2 separate regions of the Mus musculus genome follow, and region 1 is linked to region 2. Evidence: chromatin loops called from intact Hi-C (ENCODE). Cell type or tissue: left cerebral cortex. All regions are shown on one strand. Links, peaks and the distances in the headings refer to the core of each region. The heading gives the core; the rest is flanking DNA.

Region 1 (4,380 bases), core at 230-4,229, 89 kb after region 2:
AGACCCCAAACTGCGGGAAAATCTCAGCTATGGAGATAACCTGACCACAAATGGTACTAAGATACCCAAATACAGTTTTGACTCTAGCCATCAACAAAGCTAGAAAGAAGTCAAAGATCACTGGGGCAGAGGTAACACCTACCCAGCGGTCGTCTCTCTGTCCTTGGTGCCAGGCTAACTTCCTAATTAGCCTAGGTCCACAGAATCAGTGGCATCAATGTAGTGCCAGGGAAGTGTTTGTGACCCCCTCAAAAAACAGATAGGTAGCCAGGCGTGGTGGCGTTCACATTTAATCCCAGCACTTGGGAAGCAGAGGCAGGCGAATTTCTGAGTTCGAGGCCAGCCTGGTCTACAAAGTGAGTTCCAGGACAGCCAGGGCTACACAGAGAAACCCTGTCTCGAAAAATCAAAAAAAAAAAAAAAAAACAAACAACAACAAACAAACAAACAAAAAGATAGGAGCCAATCTGATGCAACTCACAGCAGGATCTAGCTTCTATTCTATTTGAGCTAACTTGGGCCCTTCCAATGCACCACCATCTCTTGGGACGGTTTTGGTAGTTGTGGGAGCCCAAATACCTATCGGGGAAGGCTTTATACAAACAGCAACTGGGGGCAGGGGGAGGGTTAAGTGTGCAAGCATCTAATTGGAAAGCCACTGTGGCCTTTAACACAATTGACTGGTGTTGGGAGTCCTATCATAAACTTAACTTCTGCTCCCTTCTGCATTGGTGGTCATTAGGCAGGGGTGGGCTTGTAACCTGGGGATGCAGGTTTGTTGGGGGAATAACCTGGAGGTACTGGTCATGTTGAGGGTATAACCTGGAGATGCTGGTCTTGCTGGGAATTAACCTAGAGACTGGAGCTAGGCTCAGGTTTTGTTGAGGAGGGGGGCAACTTGGAAACTAATGCTAGGTACCAGCCTGTTAGTTTACCTTAGTTCAAACTTAGGTCAGGTTCTCTAAAATGGAGTCTGATCTTCAAAGATCTGGCCTCTCATCAATGTACACACCAGAGGGTCTGGGAGGTAACGGCACATGGACACCCATGCCTGCCTTTCCCCATCTCCCTGATCACCAGACTTCAGGGAACTCCTGGGAAGTTGCTCTGTGCCCTTTGCAGGTTGACCCAGGTGGCTGGAAGGCCTTGGGCCTTGGTGCTCAGCCAGAAGCTGTGAAGGACAGGAGGCCAATTCCCTGCCCCACTGCCTTGAGCGGCTGGCTGGCCTAGCACCCATGATCAGAGTCAAATTAGGACTCTGTGTTGCGGGTTCCGTCACCAGAAGGTCCTGGGCCTCTGAGATGCTGTGTGTCTGTACCAGCCCTGTGCCTGGGGCTCCCGCCCTTCATTCACACTGTGATACCAGCCTCTTTTCTGCCCAGCCCTAGGAATCTGTGATCTCCAACTATAAGCTGCTAGGGGTCACTTCCTGGCTCTCACTTTTCTCTTAGTCCTCAAGCAGCTCATTCTAACCCCCACTGTAGAAACAGGGAAACTAGGCTTGAAAAAGCTCAGGCCTTGGCTAGGTCACCCAAAGAAAGGTGGACCCAGCAAACTTGGCCACCTCCCTGGGAGGATCAAGGGAGCCCTCCTCCCCGAGAAAAGCCAGGCAGAACTGTCTTGGATCAGTCGCTGGGGCTGGGGACGAACTGAGAGGTGATCTGGACCCTGCTGATGCCTGCGGGGTCTGGCAGCTGAGTTTCCAGGGCTGGGCGCGATGATACATTGTCCGCCTCCCCTCACCCCAAACCCCCATCCCGCCTCCCAGTAGCTGTATCAGTGGACCAGCCTGCGGTCACACCTACACTCTAGTTGACTTGGAGCAGGGTCGCGGTCTAGAGCCCGAGGGGGGGGGGGAATTAGCCAGAGACACCTGTACAGTCCTCTCTCTAACTGCAAAACTAGCTGTACAGTCCTCTCTAACTGCAAAACTAGTTTGCCAGGAGCCAGGGAAGCACGGGACACGCGCGCCCTCAGGCGGCAGGAAGAAGAGTTGAGGATTCTAAAAAATTAACTTTGTTGTCGTCGACTTGTGAGTTCCTTGGGGTGCCCTGGAACTGGCCTTAAGCAACTCATCCTCCATGGGGGAACCTGGGGTCCATCGGACAGCCCAGAGCACAGGAACACTGCTGAGGGTTGAGAAGGAGAAAACATTTAGGGGGTGGGGGGGTGGGGTGGGGATCTGTCCTAGGTAAAAGCCAGGCTAGCTTTCAGGGTGGCTCTGGCTGCCAGATCTTCTGGGGAGATGAACCAGGTTGTGAAGAGTTCAATGGACTTTATTCCCAGGTCATCTCAAAACAAGCTTGCGAAAGTAACTTTTATTCGCTTGATGTCCTTGTTGTCTCGGAGGCTTACTGCTGACTACGATCTCCTTTTCTAGCTCTTTCTGAACTCTTACTGGCTGATTCAATTCAGCTGTTCTGGCTCAAACGTCTCTTCAAGTCGCCTGATTCAATCTAGTTTGTCTCAGCTTCACATCTAGTGCACTGCTTGGCCTGCAGCCACTCACTCACTGTTCTAGATTGCTTTCTGTTGCTGTGATAAAAACACTTATCAAAGGCAGCGTGGGGAGGAAGGTGTTCTTTACATCTTACAGGTTGGATCTCATCGTCAGGGAAGGAGCAGGAACCTGGAGGCATCCCCTGATGAGAAACCGCATCGGAAAGATGCTTATTGGCTCTGCTCCCTGGCATGCTCTGCTACTTCAGCCACTGTGGGGCACCGGACTCCGCTTTGGGCTCACCTTCTCCCCACAAATCCCATCTCACTGTGGATCCCTAGCAGAGACGTCCCGGCATCCAGGATGCTCTCTACCCTAGAAGGGAAGAAGGCAGAAGGCCTCTACCCTGGCTGTGCCTGGGCCCAACTTTCTTTTGTGGCTCCAACTATAGCCCACTTTGGTTTTGTATTGTATTTTACAGGTGTCATTTGGGTGAAGAGCTGGAATTACCCTTCGTCCTTGCTTTCCTTAAGCAATACTGCACTGGGTGCACAGGGGCTGTTGGACACGGAGCCGACTGTGCAGGAAGACGGAGGCCGTTCGGTCCATCTGGTACCCATTTAAGTGGAATTGCAAAGTCCCCAACTCCAGGACCTGTTTTAAGGACGAAACGCCAAGCTGCACACATAGAGACCCGCATGAGTAAAACCGACGTGAACCTTTCTCCCTATTCTACCCCAGACGCGCGCGATAGAAACATGGCGTAACGTGCACCCGAGGCTTCAATAGTTTTACTTCCCTGGCTCTTGGCTGCAGCCACATCGCCACACGTCTAACGCGCTAGCGGGAGCGCGCGACGTAAGCACCGCAACTGCGCACGCGCTACGGGAGGCACTTCCGGGGACCGGCCGAACGCCGATCTACGCAGCCGCGGCTCTATTTCCGGCTGTCTGGGAGCACTTCCGGGAGGCTCTTCCACTAGTGAGGCGGCGTTGCTAACAGGCGGAAACCTCCAGGGAAGATGGGGAAAGTGAGGGCGCTGCGGGCTCGTGTGCACCGGGCGGCCGTGAGACCCGACGGGGATTCTGCACCGGGCCCTGTGCCCCGCGCCGTGGAGCCGGCGCTCCCACAATCCCCGGCGGGCGGAGCGGGGGCGAAGGTGAGGTGTGGGGCGCCGGTCGGGCCAGGTCTCTGCCGAGCCGGATCTCCAAAGATCAGGAGCCCTGGATGGTTGGGTGTCGCCTCTTCTGTGTGTGTTCCTGCCACTCTGGTTAGGGTCCTGACCCGGCCCACCTTTAGCCGTCATGCCTTCTCGGTTGGGGTGTGAGGCTCCAGAAGCGCTTCCATCTCTGGGGGAAAATATCCCACTACGCTCTGGAAATGTCGCAGGGCGCTGTCTGTCTGCCTCTGTCTATCTCTGTGTCTCAGTCTCTGGTGTGTGTTTGAGACAGGGTCTCTCTATGTAGCCCTGACTATTCTGGAACTCACGCTGTAGACCAGGCTGGCCTCGAACTCATAAGAGATTGACCTGCCCCTGCCTCCCACATGCTGGGGTTAAAGGCATGGCATGCACTTGTGTCCCTGGCGCTTGCTTGTTGCTTTGGCCTTTGGGATCTTATTTATTTTTATTTTACCTCATCTCATTCTTTCTTTATTCTTTTGAGACAAGGTTTCACCCTAGCCCCCCCCCCCAGCTTGTCACTCTCGTGCCCAGGCTGTAGCCCACTGTGCCCAGCTTTTATTTGTTGTTGTAGCCAAACTGAGAGCTTCTGTTTTCTCCCACACCCACACCCACGGGAGGTGCTGTGCAGTCATTGATTCGTGCAGCCATTGATTCTTATTTTTCCCATTTTTCTTTTAATTTGGTAACTTGGCTCAAATTTAAGCCTTGTGTTGACAGAGATTGTTTTTATGCCCCTTTGGTCAGCCGCGTCTTTGCC
Region 2 (4,380 bases), core at 299-4,298:
CTTCCCCTTCCCCTGCCCACTCACTCCCAGGACACCAGTGACACAGCAGCACTGTCCACAGAGCTTGCCCCCTTCTCCAAAGGGTGGCATCCAATATGAGAAAAAGTAAAGTCCGCTAGTGAGAAGCATGAATCACTCCAGGTCCCAAGATGCTGACTTCTAACCCGGTTCCCGAAAGGATGTGTGTGTTCAAAAACAGAGACAGAGGTGAAAGGCCTCAGGCTTGCTTCCCTCCAACGGAAGGATGCCTGGCTGGGCTCTGGCCTGGAGTTCTCTAATTAGCAAGTAAATACAGAAGAAGGAGGGCTTACTCAGCACACTGACTGCCAACACCTGACACCCGGGAGCTCCTGGGTATAGGTGGAGGCCAGCATGAGCTACACAGGGAAACATTCAGGAGACAGAAACAGGAAGATCTCTTTTGAGTTTGAAGTCAGCCTGGTCTTAAACTCCAGGACAGCTTGGACCACAAAGGAACCTTGTCTAAAAAAAAAGGGGGGGGGGCCGCTGTGGGGGTGTGGAGAGAGTAAGTAACTCACTGGTAGAGCATCTGCCTAGTGGACAACAGCCCCTGGGCTGCGTCACCAAAATATAACATATAACCCTCTGTCTCCACTAACCCGAGGCAGAAGGCATGGCCACTCCAGTACACACCAGGCATTCACTTCCTGCCTAACCGCACCAAAAGGTTACAACTCTTGTTGTAGTTACCAGCTACAAAATATAATAAAGTAAGTTGTCTACTCTTGGCACAGGGCGAACAGGTGCTCATTCAATATCCGGGATGGTGCAGGCAGGACCCAAGGCTGAGCTGAAATTAAAGGTAAGGACCTCGCAGGCAAGATATTTCTGGGCTCGGCTGCTGAGCATGGTACCATGGCATTAGTCCAGATGCTTGCCCTGCTCCTGGGGTCTCTCACCTGAGCCAACACAGTGGTCATCTCCAGGCCAGTCAAGAGCACAGAATGCCAGGCTCCAACGTTTATCTCCCGTTGGATAAAACTGCCCCCAGCAGGGCAGGTGAGTGTGGGAAAACTGTTCAATTTGAAATGGGCAACCCTGGCCTTCCCACGCACCAACTGCCGAGACCACGGCGATGGAGTGGAAGGGCATGCGGCCGGGCGAACATTGGAAGCCCGGAGCGGCCAGCCTTGCTCTTACTCCGGTGCAGCTCTCACGAGCGCCCGCTGAGCCTCACGCGCAGCACCACGCGTGCAACTGTGCGCACGGCACGCGAAAGGATGGCCGCGTCAGGGAGTGAGGCCCTTGCGAACCAAGAACCAGCACCCAAGTTCCGGGTTCTCGAGCCGTGGGCGGGGCTACACCCGGGGCGGGGCTACCCCGGAGGCGGAGCCTTGGTGTGGCGGGAGGCACAGCCGGGGGTGGGGCTAGCGCGCTGCCCGGGGCGGAGTGCAATGCTGGTGGGGGAGGGGCGCGGGTCGGTGGGGGAGGGGCGCTGAGGCTCGGGCGCGGCCCCGCGGGCCCTTTTTGCGCGCGGCCCGGCCTGCGTTCCGCGGAATCTGCTGCGGCTTGCGTACCGGGCTTACCTTGGGCTTCTCTTCCGACATGGTTGCGCAGCGACGGCGGCGGCAAGCGCAGCGGGAACCGGTGGCACTGGAGCGGGCGAGTCACGCTCTCTGCCCCGCCGCTCTCCCGCCGCAACTGTCGCGGGGCCGCGCTTTATCCCTAAATCCCGGCGCGCTGGTTGGTCGCGCGGAGTCACGTGGTCGGGCGCGTGCACGAGGCGCGCGCCCCGCGCCGCGGGTGCGCGCTGGCCAGCCGCGATTCAGGACGGTTGCGAATGCGTCACGGGGCGGGTCAGGCGCCCGGGTGCGCGCAGAGCCCCGGGGACGCGCGACTCAAGGTCCTAGGCCCAGAGACCCCGGATGTGGGTGCAAGACTGCGCGTCCACGCAGGGAGGCACGGGAGGAGTGGGGGCGCTGTGTGCTAGGTCAGGACCCAGAGGAACGTTTTGGCCCAACCAGTAGCCTCTTCACCACCCACATTTGGGGACTTTTTCTTATATGCAGGCTGCATTTGGGTAAGAGAGGGCAAAGAAACTCAGGCTAACCCTTTCAGGTGGTCCGGAAGACGAATAAGGAGGTTACCAGGCATGGTTTATGGACCACACACTCCTGGAACAGGCCTCTGGCCTTTAATTTGAATGTCACAGGAGGGCTCATGTCTAGAAAAGGCATCCTTTGAGGACACAGAGGATGGCTTCTGTTGGCCCAGAAAGCCAGCACATGCTCCCATTTCATCTTTTTTCATTTGATTTCCTGGATGGGGTGGACCAGCCTCCACAAGGGCCATTCCCAAGATGGCTCTCCAGAAGGACAAGCTCTTCCCCTTCATTCTCACTATCTAGCTGCCTTTCTCCCTCCTTACGTAGTCCCAAAGTAACCACTAGGTGGCTTGGGTGGGTGAGAGTGACAGGCACAGAAAGCTTCCCTTCTGACCTACCATTTGCTGTTTCTGGAATGCTATTGTGGACACTAATAACCCATTTTACACAGCACACCAAGATGCCTAGAAGTTTAATAACATGCCCAAGGAGTCAACTAGATAAGCAAAACAAGGGAAGCTTGAGCTGGAAGATCCATCGGGAGCCCTGGCTAAGGGGTCAAGAGTGTCCTTTCCTTGTATCTTGGCGTGAGTTTTTAGAATGCAGCCCACAGGCCCTCTGTGTCTGTCTGCTAACACCTGCAAATCAGGCCAGTCAGGGCTGACACAGTCACCCACAGTCGTCTCAGGAAGGTGTTGATTGGCCGTGTTCCAGGACCACACAGCAGCCTCCAGAGAAGTGGCGCTCTGTTTGACAGAAGTATGTTTCTGTTCCAAGGAAGGGCCAGCAGACAAGTATCCCCACTTCCTGGTAATACTGCAAAGCTACTAAGCCAAGTGTCTGTGAAGCCAACCTTTTTTAGCCTTTCCCCTGTACACATGACCTTTCTTCGAGAAGTTTGTCAAGGTCTTCCACAAGGACGCATTTGGAACTCATCCCACACCCAGACCAGACCAAGGTATGGATTTTCCTCAAATACAGATCATGGTCATCCTTAGCTGAACATATCTCTGGAATGTCCAGCTCAGACTGTGTAACTGGGAGACAGGACTCCAGAAACCAGGCTGACTGAAGCAGTTGTTGGAGATCAGAGCACACCTTCCCTCCACTATTAGCTGTGAGTGACTCGGGGCAGGCAGTGTTCAGACCACAGTGTACCACCAGCTCTAAGATGCCAAGCATTATAAAGTGTTGTATTAACAGTTTATAGGATACAAGAATCAAACCTGAGGGTCTGTGGCTGAGGGCATCTGTTACCAAGTGATCGGAGAACAACACGTGCAGCACAGGATGGATGAACTCGGCACCTACGTGAGCTGCAGCAAGAAACAGCCACACTGCGATCCATTCACACCATATGATGACCCATTCACACACTGAAAGCCTACCATTATGCAAAGTGAACAACCGGTAACAGGAAGATGCTCACTCGTGTGTATTTCAAAGCCTGTTCTTAAGATATGTGTATGTCTATGTCTATGTCTATGTGTATATGTAAACAGAACACTCCGTTTTCCCAAAGGACCTGAGTTTGGATCTCAGCGCCCCTTCTCCAGGACGTCTGGCACCCTCTTCTGGCCTCTATAGGTACTGCACTCACACACACCTACCCATACACAGAACACATACACACACCTTTTTTTTTTTAATGTTGTAAGGAGGCCCCTTGGGCATGGATGAGACCTTAGCATGACTTTGGTTACCTGAGAAGAGTGGCTTGCCTTGCATGGGGCATCCCAGCCTGCCTTCATACAGCAGACCCAGACACCCCATAATAAGCTGAGGTTCCACACACACCTAGTCACACACTCTTCCAAGGAGACAGCTGAGGATCAAGAACAGCATCCAGAGAAGATGAAGAGAGGGCCCTGGCTGAGGAACTTCCCAAGGGAAATCAAGGGACTCTGGGGTCTCAGGGAAAGAGAGGGACGGGAAGAAGCAGAGGCCCTGCTGAATCAGTACAAGTGTGTATCCACCTGACCAGAATCCCGGATCAGTGCAAGTATGTATCAGAATCTCAAGGAAAGAAAATGGAACAAAGAGACACAACCTAAGACATTTCCCGAGACTAAGCAAATATGTTCATGTTTCTTACAGACTTAAATAAATGGCTCTACAAATGGAGCATGCTTTCAAGTACCAAAAAGCCAGAGAAGGTTGGCTCAGAGGAACTCCCTGTAAGGATGGATTCTAAAGGTTCCTTGCAGTGAAGGATGTCCTGGTCCTGTTGCCTCCCATAGCTGCACGGACACCAGAGAGGCAGAGGCTGGAAGATCGCGAGTTTGGAGGAGACTCCTTATCTCAAGCTAGCTATT

Evidence for each region. Peaks named below come from ENCODE experiments on the same cell type or tissue, not always from the same donor. Only the 100,000 strongest peaks of a DNase experiment are listed, where the experiment ranks them.
Region 1: it touches region 2 in a loop (4-fold over the local background); 9 of 42 quality-filtered maps call a loop at or near these places.

Annotation. Positions count from the first base shown.
Region 1 is chr10:77,514,822-77,519,201 of GRCm38, reverse strand. It overlaps Fam207a (family with sequence similarity 207, member A), which reads left to right and starts at 3,389. Exons shown (of 6, transcript NM_133998.3): 1 at 3,389-3,599. The coding sequence starts at 3,462. 2810425M01Rik (RIKEN cDNA 2810425M01 gene) reads right to left here and starts at 3,304. Exons shown (of 1, transcript NR_163865.1): 1 at 2,261-3,304. In left cerebral cortex, for the core only: CTCF peaks have their summits at 1,983 and 3,294; DNase peaks (open chromatin) are centred at 1,958, 2,566 and 3,324; H3K4me3 peaks cover 1,794 bases; H3K27ac peaks cover 1,270 bases.
Region 2 is chr10:77,603,509-77,607,888 of GRCm38, reverse strand. It overlaps Sumo3 (small ubiquitin-like modifier 3), which reads right to left and starts at 1,792. Exons shown (of 4, transcript NM_019929.4): 1 at 1,548-1,792. The coding sequence starts at 1,568. In left cerebral cortex, for the core only: CTCF peaks have their summits at 2,400 and 3,640 (motif pointing left); DNase peaks (open chromatin) are centred at 1,309, 1,748, 2,373 and 2,734; H3K4me3 peaks cover 1,705 bases; H3K27ac peaks cover 1,742 bases.